2 separate regions of the Homo sapiens genome follow, and region 2 is linked to region 1. Evidence: chromatin loops called from intact Hi-C (ENCODE). Cell type or tissue: prostate gland. All regions are shown on one strand. Links, peaks and the distances in the headings refer to the core of each region. The heading gives the core; the rest is flanking DNA.

Region 1 (5,371 bases), core at 191-5,190:
GCTTAGCTTCACGTGGTCCTCCGTGTAACTGGCCCATCTGTGGGTTGGTTCTGAGGGAGTGAGGCTGCCCTCTAGAATCACCTGTGACTGGAGGGCTGGGTGGCAGGATTTAAAGCGCATAGCAGAACCGGGAGGATTACCCATGGCTTGTATAAGGAAGAGTCTCTTCTAAAGGGTTGCATGTGTGGCAGGCTCCTTAATCAACATGCTGCTTACCCCGGACTGGAACATGCCCTGAAGTCAAGTCATTTTTGTGTAGAATTTTTAATTATAAGTTTTATTTTTATAAACAAAAATCTTAGCTGAAGTCCAATAAAATCCAAGAAGAAGGCACAGATAATCAGGGAGAAGTAACTCAAGATTTGAGGAAATCAAGAGTCATAAAAGAGTGCTTTGCAAAACTTTGCAGATAAATTGGAAAACTTGTATGCGATGCATAATTTTCTAGGAAAATATAAATGACCATAATTGACCTCAGAAAAGATAGTAAAGAAAAATAAATGGATAAACATAGAAGAAAGAGAAAGTTACCAAACCATTCCTCTTCTAATCCTCCTCCCTCTGAAGGATTTCAAACTTGAAAAGAACACAAAATTATTGAAGACTTCTTTCTGTTGTAGGAAGATCTCTAAAACATAGTTTCTTTATCTATTAATTTAGAGACAGAGCCTTGCTCTGCCATCCAGGCTGGAGTGCAGTGGCATGATGTTGGCTCACTGCAGCCTCCATCTCCTGGGCCCAAGTGATTCTCCTGCCTCAGCCTCCCGAATAGCTGGGACTGCAGGCACATGCCACCACACCTGGCTAATTTTTGTATTTTTAGTGGAGACAGGGTTTCACTATGTTGGCCAGGCTGGCCTCAAAGTCCTGACCTCAAGTGATCTGCCTGCCTTGGCCTCCCAAAGTGCTGGGATTATAGGTATGAGCCATATTTTTTGTTTTTTTTAAATTTATTTTTATTGATTTGTTTTTATATTTTTAGAGGGGTCTTGCTTTGTTGCCCAGGCTAGAGTTCAGTGATGCAGTCAGCTTACTGCAGCCTCAACCTCCTGGGCTCACGCTATCCTCTTGCCATATCCTTTTGAGTAGCTGGGACTACAGATGTGTGCCACCATGCCCAGCTAATTTTTAATTTTTTTTTTTTTTTGTAGAGGTGGTGTCTTGCTTTGTCACTCAGGCTGGAGTGCGGTGGTGTGATCATGGCTCATTAACCTCGAATTCCTGGGCTGAAGTGATCCTCCTGCCTCAGCCTCAGGAGTATGTAGGACTACAGGTGTGAGCCACAGTGCCAGCTTAAAATACGTCAAATTTAAAATGCAAAAGAAGAAAGTGTATTCAACAGGTTTAGTGTATGCACATATGACTGATGGAGTCAGCCGTTCCTGCTTGTCATATGTAATGTGTGTAGCTGGGTGTGGCATATGTGTACATGGGTGGGTAGATCCCTAGATAGATGGAGGGCAAGTCGGTGGATCTGCCCCTCCTCCACTCACTCAGATGCCTTAGAGTGAACACGGAAGGGAGACATCAGCCTGTGGCCTCCTTAGTCGTTCTCATTTTCCTTCGCCTCTTGGTGTCTTGCTGTGTTGACTGATTCTAGTTTTGAAAGCAGCATATTGGGTCAAAATACATTTTTTTTTCTTTGAGACAGAGTCTTGCTCTGTCACCCAGGCTGGGGTGCAGTAGCGCAATCTCGGCTCACCGCAACCTCTGCCTCCCAGGTTGAAGCGATTCTCCTGTCTCAGCCTCCCGAGTAGCTGAGATTACAGGCATGTGCCACCACACCCGGCTAATTTTTGTATTTTTAGCAGAGATGGAGTTTCACCATGTTGGTCAGGCTGGTCTCAAACTCCTTGTAGGTGAGCCACCCGCCTTGGCCTCCCAAAGTGCTGGGATTACAGGTGTGAGTCAACACGCCCGGCCTCAGAATACATTTTAAATCAGGTCTGTACTGACTTCAGAATCTAACTCCAGAATAAAATTTGATTCTAAGGGGCAACAGTACCACAAATGAGGCGAAGCACAGAACATCTGTCACCGTGACTTGGGGCAGATGCAGAATGGGACTTTCACCTTTTTACACAAAACCCTTCTATGTGCCTTCTGTTTTAAAACCATGATTTTTTTTACTTTAATAATAGGCAACTAATTTAAAATACCTATTCACCATGTGTCATCTCAGAGTAGGAAGGGGACTGTGAGGCAGACGGAGCCACTTGGGACTTTTGCCTTTGGGTTGTGACATTTGTCTGTAGGTTCTTTCACTTCTGTCCATCTCATTTGTTTCTGTGCCATGCGTGTGACATGATGAGCTGGAAAGACTTTGCATGGGGCCCACGTGAGTGCTCACATCGAAGGGGCAAGTGTTAATCACCCTCTAGTTGACAGAGCTGTTTCAGGGATGGCTAGTTCCTCTGTCCGGAACACTTGTATTGAGTGGCAGGGAGCCGCGGGGACACTGCCCATAGCGGTGGGAGAGCAAGCAGGAGGGGCTCTGCCCAGGGCTGTTTCCTTTGCCTTTGTTTACCAGCATAAAGTATTAAAACAGCTAAATTATCATGGGCATTTTAATCCAATTTCTCAGCGTTTCGTCATTTGAAGAATAGAAGTCTCTTTGTTTTCACAGCCCTGTTCTTGCTTGTTTAAATTTGAATATATTTCTATTCATTCAGCTGATAGAAATTCTTTACTTTTAAACTGAGGGAGAAAAAAGAACAGATTGACTAGGGATCAGAATGTGATTTCAGTGGGTCTTTATTGGGCCCTTGTTAGGGAGGGGTTTGGACCTGGGGACTTGGAGTCTACACTGATGGCAGAAGCAAGCTCCAGAAAAGAGCAGGCTCCAGCTTTGCAAGGTAAACCTTGGAGAGTGTAGTTAGGGTGACAGCCAGCACCTCTCCCTGCTGAGTGGAGAGGGAATCCAGATTTTTAGGATCTTATAACCTGATATTTTTCATGCCTTTGACTCCTGTCTTGGTCTGTTAGGTCTTGGCTTTTGATAGCCAAAGTAACCAGCTGACTTTCCTTCTTTTTTTTTGAAATCTCCTTTACTTTTTCACAAGGCTGTTTCTCAGTGTGAATATGTTGCTTTCATATTCCCAGAGCACTCACTGAATGCATAAAGGCTAAGCAATGCAGCAGTGATACTACTAACCAGCTCTTAGTTTACTGGGTGACCTTTGGCTGGTTCTGTCGAGTGGCCACTCTACCTCCAGTTTGCCCTGTCTGGAGATGCAGCCAGGACTGTAGATTCCCAGGGGAGGGCTGACTTACTGGGGCATTTATTTACTGGATAGGGGAGTTTTTAATCTTTTAGTTGGAATATTTAGTCCATTTACATTTAATGTAGTTATTGATACACTGTGTATCTGGGGTTAAATCCACCACCCTCCTATTTATTTTAGTTTTGTCTCACCTGTTCTTTATTTTTTCTCTTTTCTTGATTTCTTTTGCATTAAGCAGTTTAAAAAATTATTCCATTTTCTCCTTCTATTAGTGATGTATCAGAGAATACATAAGCTACATATTTGTTTCGTGGTAACCCTAATAAATTACTACATACCCTTACTGTGAGAAGTGTTGAAGTTAGCACTTGCACCACTTGGCCAGACAGTGCAAGAATCTTGATGCATTTAACCCTCCTACCCACCCCCCTTTACTTTGCATGGTGTCAACATCATGGGGTTGGAGTTTCTATGTGGATTTTAAACCCCACAGTATACAGTCAATATTTATTTAGATTTATCTGCTTCTTTACACTTATTAATGTTCTTTATTCTTTCCTGCATTTCTGTCCTTCTGTTCAGGGTCATGTTTCTTCAACCTGAAAAACATCCTTTAATATTTCTTTTAGGGTGAGGCTGCCAACAACAATTTAGTTTCTGCATATTTTACCTCTATTTCATTTTTGAAGGATATTTTTGCTGTGTGTAGAATTCTATGTCAACTTTTTTTTAAGTTTAAAGGTGTTTTTCCCTTCATCTCCTTTCTGTTAAAACGTCACACTGACTGTAAGTCTTAATATTGGTGCTTTGAAAGTTCCCTCCCCGCACCCCCCTGTCCAGCTGATTTGGTTTGTATTACTTTACGGAGATGTTCTTAGCTGTGGACTACTTCATATGTATCCTTTTTGGTGCTCCTTGAACCTGTGGCTTGATGTTTCTAAGTACTATCACTTAAGACACTGGTTCTCTGCCATTCTGTCTCCCCTGCTGACGCTCATTGGAATAGGTTAGACCTTTTCACCATGTCCTGTACATTTCTCATGTTCTGTTCCGAGTTTTTTTCTTGCTGTAGGTCACTGATCCTCTCCTTTGCTGTGGGGCACAGTCTGCTGTTTAGCCAACCTACCAAATTCTTGATTCCATTGTATTTTTCTATTCTGTGATTTCCATTCGATTCTTTATCAATTCCAGTTCTCTGGTGAAAATTTTCACCTTGTTATCTCTTTTCTTGTACACATCAGCTTTCAGTTCTAGCCCTCCTTACATCAACATCTTTGAAATGGGGGGTGTGTGTTGCCATCAGTCTGACTGCTGCTGATGGCCTGGACTCAGCTGTTGCTGTCAGCACAGTGTGGACTTGAGGGCATGACTAGACAGAGGCCAGTATTTGTGCCGAGAGCCACAGGGCTCACCCGTGGAGGGAATCTGAGTCCCGATTGTGGAATGGTGGTGGCAGCATCACGTCCTGCAGGCTGGAGCCCATGAGTGGTCCCCGAGAGATTGCCTCCGAGCGCTGTTAGGAGAGGGAAGAGCTGCACTCATGCACACAGGGTGACCCTGGGTGAAATGTAGGCTCCATGGCTCCGAGGGGGAAGTGGGCTCAGAAGAGTGGGCTTCTGATCTGAATCCAAGAAGGGTTAGGAATACCTTAGCCAGTTTCTGTGGCTGCTTTTTTTCTTTTGAAACAGGCTCTCGCTCTGTCACCCAGGCTGGGGTGCAGTGGTGCAATCACGGGTCACCGCAGCCTCGACCTCCTGGGCTCAAGTGATCCTCCCACCTCAGCCTCCTGAGTAGCTGGGACTACAGGTATGCGACACCATACCTGGCTAATTTTTATTTTTATTTATTTATTTTTTTTCAGTTGGAGTTTCTCTCTGTCGCCAGGCTGGATACAGTGGCACGATCTTGGCTCACTGCAACCTCTGCCACCTGGGTTTAAGCAATTCTCCTGCCTCAGCCTCCCAAGTAGCTGGGACTACGGGCACGCACCAGCACACTCGGCTAATTTCTGTATTTTTAGTAGAGATGTGGTTTCACCATGTTGGCCAGGCTGGTCTCAACCTCTTGACCTCGTGATCCGCCCCTTGGTCTCCCAAAGTGCTGAGATACAGGCGTGAGCCACTGCGCCCGGACCATCTGGCTAATTT
Region 2 (5,371 bases), core at 52-5,051, 220 kb before region 1:
TTAGCACCTGCTCACTGCCTGCCATGACCCCTGACCCCAGTCCTGGCCATCCTCCAGCCTGTCCCAGGAAGAGGGAGCAGAGAGCCTCATCTCAGCCTGGAGGGGGCCGAGGACGGGGGCAGCACACGGGCAGTCTGGGCTGTGGGGCAGGAGGCCAGACAGGGTGGCACTGGTGCCTGAGGGGTTGGGTGCCAGGCTCTGTGCCCGGCGGGGGCTAGGATCGGGGGTGGCACCGTCCCCACAGGCTCTGAAAGTTGATCACTGTCCTCTGTCCTTGCCTGCCTTGCCCCAGAGGCACAGCCTCAAAACTGTCTCCACTGTGGGAAAGCAGCCCTAGGCCCCTGTCTGGCCACTTCATCTTCTCTTGGTGTGGGCTAGAGGCGCCAGCTGAGGAGTGGGGGCAAAGGGGATGGCCCACCTGCAGCCCAGCCCCAGCCCCTGGGCACCTTGCAAGCACCCCCCAGCCCTTGACATGCCGGCTGGCCTCCAGATCCCAGGCCCCCTGAGGATGCTGGAATCTGCCACAGAGCATGAAGAAGTCCCTGGAATCCTTTCTTGCCATTCACCTGACCTCTACAAGAAGGGGCCGGTGATCATGATTTGACAGCTTGGGACAAGAATCCAGGGAGGCCGGGTCTCTGGCGCGCCTCCATGCCCCTTCAAGAAGGTGCTATCCTGGTGTTCCTGAGGAGCAGGGCGAGCCTGGGCCTGAGGGAACAGGTACACAGGCAGCAGCACTCAGGGCCGGGGAGTGCTGGCCCCACCCGCCTGCGCTCACTCGAAAGCTGCTTTGGAGGGCTGGGCTGCAGGGGCAGAGGCTCTGGAAAAGAGGCCCAGGCTGTGTAGCTGCCCTTCCTTGATGGAGCAGACTCTATTCTAGAAATTTCTATAAGAAGTAGACTCACTCCAGGACAAGTGGGGCTGGGGGGAGCGGATGCCGAGGGGCTCTGCGGGCACCTTGTGCCTAAAGTCACGGGGGGCACAGGAGAGAGCGGGAACTAGGTGGACTGTTGTGGCTGCCATCCATCGGCAACGCTGGCCGGAACCAGATGAGCAGTGTGGGGCGAGAGGGAGCCCCAGTGCGGCCCCTCAGGCCCTCCATGCTTCAGGGTGTCAGTGGCCCCGGACTGGCCTCACTCAGCCCTGGGCACTTGGGCCTGTCGGGGATCTAGCTTTCAGTGAGGACCCCACCGGTGGACTGAGGCTCCCCTCACCGTGGCAGAGGAATCTCTGCCCTTCCCACCGAAAGGGGCAGGAGCTAGTGGATGGGGACGGCTCACGGCCCTCCCTTTCCACTTGCCTTGGAAAGGGAGAGGCAGCAGACAGGAAGGGCCTTGGAACTCAGGCCAGTGTGGGGAGAGTGTCCCCAGAGAGTCCTTGGGGTGGGAGAGGGGTGGAGTTGACAGCCGGTGAGGCCGGCTTTGAGGTTGTGTGGACCCTGTCTGCCTCTAGCTCAAGTTGGGAGGGGTGTCAGCTGTGGAGCTGTGTGAGCCTCGGGGACAGCCACATGTGGGGTGCAGACCGGTCTAGATGTGCCTGTCTGGTGGGCGCTGAAGGTCCCCTTGGGAGAGTCCAGGGCAGCACCTGATAAGCCGAGAGCTGCAGCCGTGTCCACCTGGAACCTGTTTCCTCACCGGGAACATGAACACCTGCTTCAGAAGCTTTGGGGGTTAAAGGTGGGGATACACATAGGTCTCTTGCCCAGCGGTGGACACTCGGTACACTCCTAATAAATGGGGCATGGGGTGGTGGAGTCCAGCACCTGGCTGGGCCCAGGAATGAGGCATCAGTGGTCGGAGGGAAGGGCGTCTGCCCACCTAGCATCTTTGGCAAGGATCTGCCTCCCAGCACCCCTGTGGAGTCCTGTCTGGATGGGAGGGAGAGCAGGGCCGTGGACAGCCTCCAGAGGTGTTCCCCTGAAACCTCTGAATGTCACCAGCACAAGCAGGCTGGGCTGGGCTCTCCCGGCAGTAACACCAACCGAGCACAGCCGTTGTCCTGGGGCATGCCGTCCAGGTTGGGGGACAGGGAGGCAGAGGTCCCGTGTCATTGCCCGTGAGTCCGGGGCTTAGGCACCGCTCTGGGGACCCCTCATGCTGGCCCCCAGGCCCACTGAGGCATAGGTGAGACCATTGCATGGTCCTTGGAAGAACAGGGCTCCTCAGGCAGGGAGTGGACAGAGCCAATGCTGGCGATGGGGGACCTTGCCTCAAGCAGAGTCGTGGGAGATGGAGTCATGGGGGCGTGTGGGGGTCTAGGCAGGGGAGCTGCTGACTGCAGGTGGCCCAGCAGTACCCAGGTTTCTGCTCGCTCCCATTCCACCTCCCCGAGGGCACTCGTGGGAAAGGGAAACATGGCACCCAGCTGGTGCCTCATTCCACCTACCTCCTGAGTCAAAGGGCTCCACCACCCCAGACACACCCAGAGCCTGGTGTCCAGGATGCCATGTGTGTGCCCCAAGCCAGTAGGACCCTTGGGAGGCTCAGCACCCCCTGCCCCAAACAAATGCCTCTCCCCTCTCCACACTCACTGGCATTCCCACAGAATGCCCTCCTGACTTCTAGAGCTTTCCCTGTCCAGAGCTCCGGGAGCACAGGTGGCAGGGAATTAGAGGCATTAGAAGCACAGTGTGGAAGCTGGGCAGAGCTGGCTGAGATCCCACTGTCTCTTCCAGGCTGGCCTTGAGCAAAGCTCAAAACGCATCCCACAGGGGTCAGTACCTGCCCATGTGGTGGGGGATATTCCACCAGGTGAAGTGTGTAAGGGCTCAGCAGGGAGCCTTGGCACATGGTGAGTCCTTGGTGAGGGAAGGCTGTTGGTTTGGAGAGGTGAGGCCCACAAGGCCGTCAGTCCGCCATGCTGTGCCAACCCCAGTGATGAGAGGATGAAGCCAGGTCAGGGAGGTCTCATCTACCAGGCTCCCACCTGAGCTGGCAGCTCCTCACGCCATCCCAAGCCATCAGAACTCAGGTCCTCGAAGGGAGGCCTGGCTGCCCCCTTCCTCTGGAGCCAGACAGGACCACACCTCCTGCGCCCTGGGGCTTCACTCCAACAGGGGAGCTTCCCAGGGGGCCGGGAGACTCAGAAGAAATGCCCACAACTGCCTGGCATGTGGTAGGCTTTGCACAAAGAGCAGTAGCTTCAACCCCAATGACCCACCTCTGTGAGGGGGGCAGAGATGGCTCTGGGCTCCTCTGGGGCTGGAGGTCAGGCTCTGCTTAAAACCGTTGGTTCCTCAAGGACCATGGGTGTCAGGTGGGCCTCCCCAGCTGAGGGCCTGGCCAGGACCTGGTCAGGGGGTCCTTCATTTTCCCCTCCCCTTGCAAGAAGGAGCAGGCCAGAGCCTGGAGATAAGTTTGCAGACAATTTTTACGTGAGTAGTTTATGTTTGTTTTGAGATAAAAGTCATCATTTCCACTACAACTCATTGACTTTTGGTATATTCACAATCATGTGCAACCATCATTACTGTTTAGTTCCAGAACGGTTTTTTACCCCAAAGGGAAACCCCATATCCATTAGTAGTCACTCCCCGTTCTCCCTTCCCCAGACCCTGGCACCCAGCAAGGGCTTCCTGTCTCTGGACAGGCCTGTTGTGGGCACCATGCCGACGTGGAATCACCGTGTGTCTCTGGACAGGCCTGCTGTGGGCGCCATGCAGGCGTGGAATCACCGTGTAGTCTTTTCTGTCTGGCTTCCTTCTCTTGGCATAATGTTTTCAAGATGCACCTGTGTCGTGCCAGGTGTCAGGACCTCATTCTTCTTTATGGCTGAGTCATATTCCATCATATGGATCAGTATAAACATTTTGTTAATCCTGGTGGATATTTGGGTTTTTTCCATTCAGGGCTTTTGTGAATAATGCTGCAATGAAGACTGATGTACACGCTTTTGTGTAAACATGTTTTCAGTTGCCTTGGGTATATATACCTAGGAGTAGAATTTCTGGGTCATGTGGTGACCCTGTGTTTAACTTTCTGAGAAACTGCCAGACTTTTCCATAGCAGCTACATCAGTTCACATCCCCACCAGCAATGCCCAAGGGTTCCAGGTTCTGCACACCCTCACCACCACTTGCTATTATCTGCCGCTTAGATTCTAGCCATTCCTTGGAGTAGAAACTGGTGTTTCGGCTGGGCACAGTGAGTGGTTCATGCCTGTAATCCCAGCACTTTGGAAGGCTGTGACAGGAGGATCACTTGAGCCCAGGAGTTTGAGACCAGCCTGGGCAACATAGTGAGACCTCATCTCTACAGAAAACTAAAAAATTAACCAGGCATGGTGATGCACTCCTATAATCACAGCTACTCGGGAGGTTGAGGTGGGAGGATCACTTAAGCCCAGGAGGTTGAGGTTGCAGTGAACCGTGATTGTGCCACTGCATTCCAGCCTGGGTGACAATGAGACCCTGCCTCAAAAAAAAAGTGGTATTTCATTGTGCATTTGATTTGCATTTCCTGATGGCTAATGGTGGTGAGCGCCTTCTCATGTCTAGTAACCATTTGTATATCCTCGTGAGCAAAGCATCTATTCAAATCCTTTGCCCATTTTAAAAATTGGGTTGTCATCTTGTTGAGTTGCAGAAGTTCTTTATATGTTCTGAATCCTAGATATTGATCACTTCTTTAGTTTACAAATATTTTTTCCTGTGGGTTGTCATTATTTTCTTGTTAGTGTCCTTTGATGCATGAAAGTTTTTAAATTTGATGAAGTCCATCTATTTTGTTGCTTATGCTTTTGATGTTAGATTTAAGAAGCCATTGACTAATTCAAGGCCATGAAAATTTACACCTACATTTCCTTCTAAGAAATGTATAGTTTTAGTGCTTCTTACCTTTAAGTCTTTGATCCATTTTGACTTAAATTTGTGTATGGTGTAAGGGAGCAGGTCCCATGTCATACCTGTGAGTAGCCAGTTGTCCCAGACCATTTTGCTTTGTTGTTGAGACAGGGTCTCGCTCTGTTGCCAAGACTGGAGTGCAGGGGTGTGATCATGGCTCACTGCAGCCTCGACCTCTTGGGCTCAAGCAATCCTCCTGGCTCAGCCTCCAGAGTAGCTGGGACTACAAGCATGTGCCACCATGCCTGGCTAATTTTTTTTTTTGAGACAGAGTCTCGCTGTGTCGCCCAGGCTGGTGTGCGGTGGCGTGATCTCGGCTCACTGCAAGCTCCGCCTCCCGGGTTCACGCCATTCTCCTGCCTCAGCCTCCTGAGTAGCTGGGACTACAGGCGCCCGCCACCACGCCCAGCTAATTTTTTTTTTTTTTTCAGTAGAGACGGGGTTTCACCGTGTTAGCCAGGATGGTCTCGATCTCCTGACCTCGTGATCCACCTGCCTCAGCCTCCCAAAGTGCTGGGATTACAGGCGTGA

The links. A loop is a pair of places that touch in the nucleus more often than their neighbours do. Peaks named below come from ENCODE experiments on the same cell type or tissue, not always from the same donor. Only the 100,000 strongest peaks of a DNase experiment are listed, where the experiment ranks them.
Region 2: a loop joins it to region 1, with 4 times the contacts of the local background. A loop is called at or near these places in 6 of 110 quality-filtered maps.

What each region holds. Positions count from the first base shown.
Region 1 is chr17:80,654,445-80,659,815 of GRCh38, forward strand. All of the region lies in intron 3 of RPTOR (regulatory associated protein of MTOR complex 1), which reads left to right. Among named protein-coding and RNA genes, the nearest start is that of RPTOR, 110 kb to the left of the region's middle. In prostate gland, for the core only: no CTCF peak of the experiment used is centred there; no DNase peak of the experiment used is centred there.
Region 2 is chr17:80,430,529-80,435,899 of GRCh38, forward strand. The region is part of intron 9 of ENDOV (endonuclease V); the gene reads left to right. Among named protein-coding and RNA genes, the nearest start is that of MIR4730, 14 kb to the left of the region's middle. In prostate gland, for the core only: no CTCF peak of the experiment used is centred there; no DNase peak of the experiment used is centred there.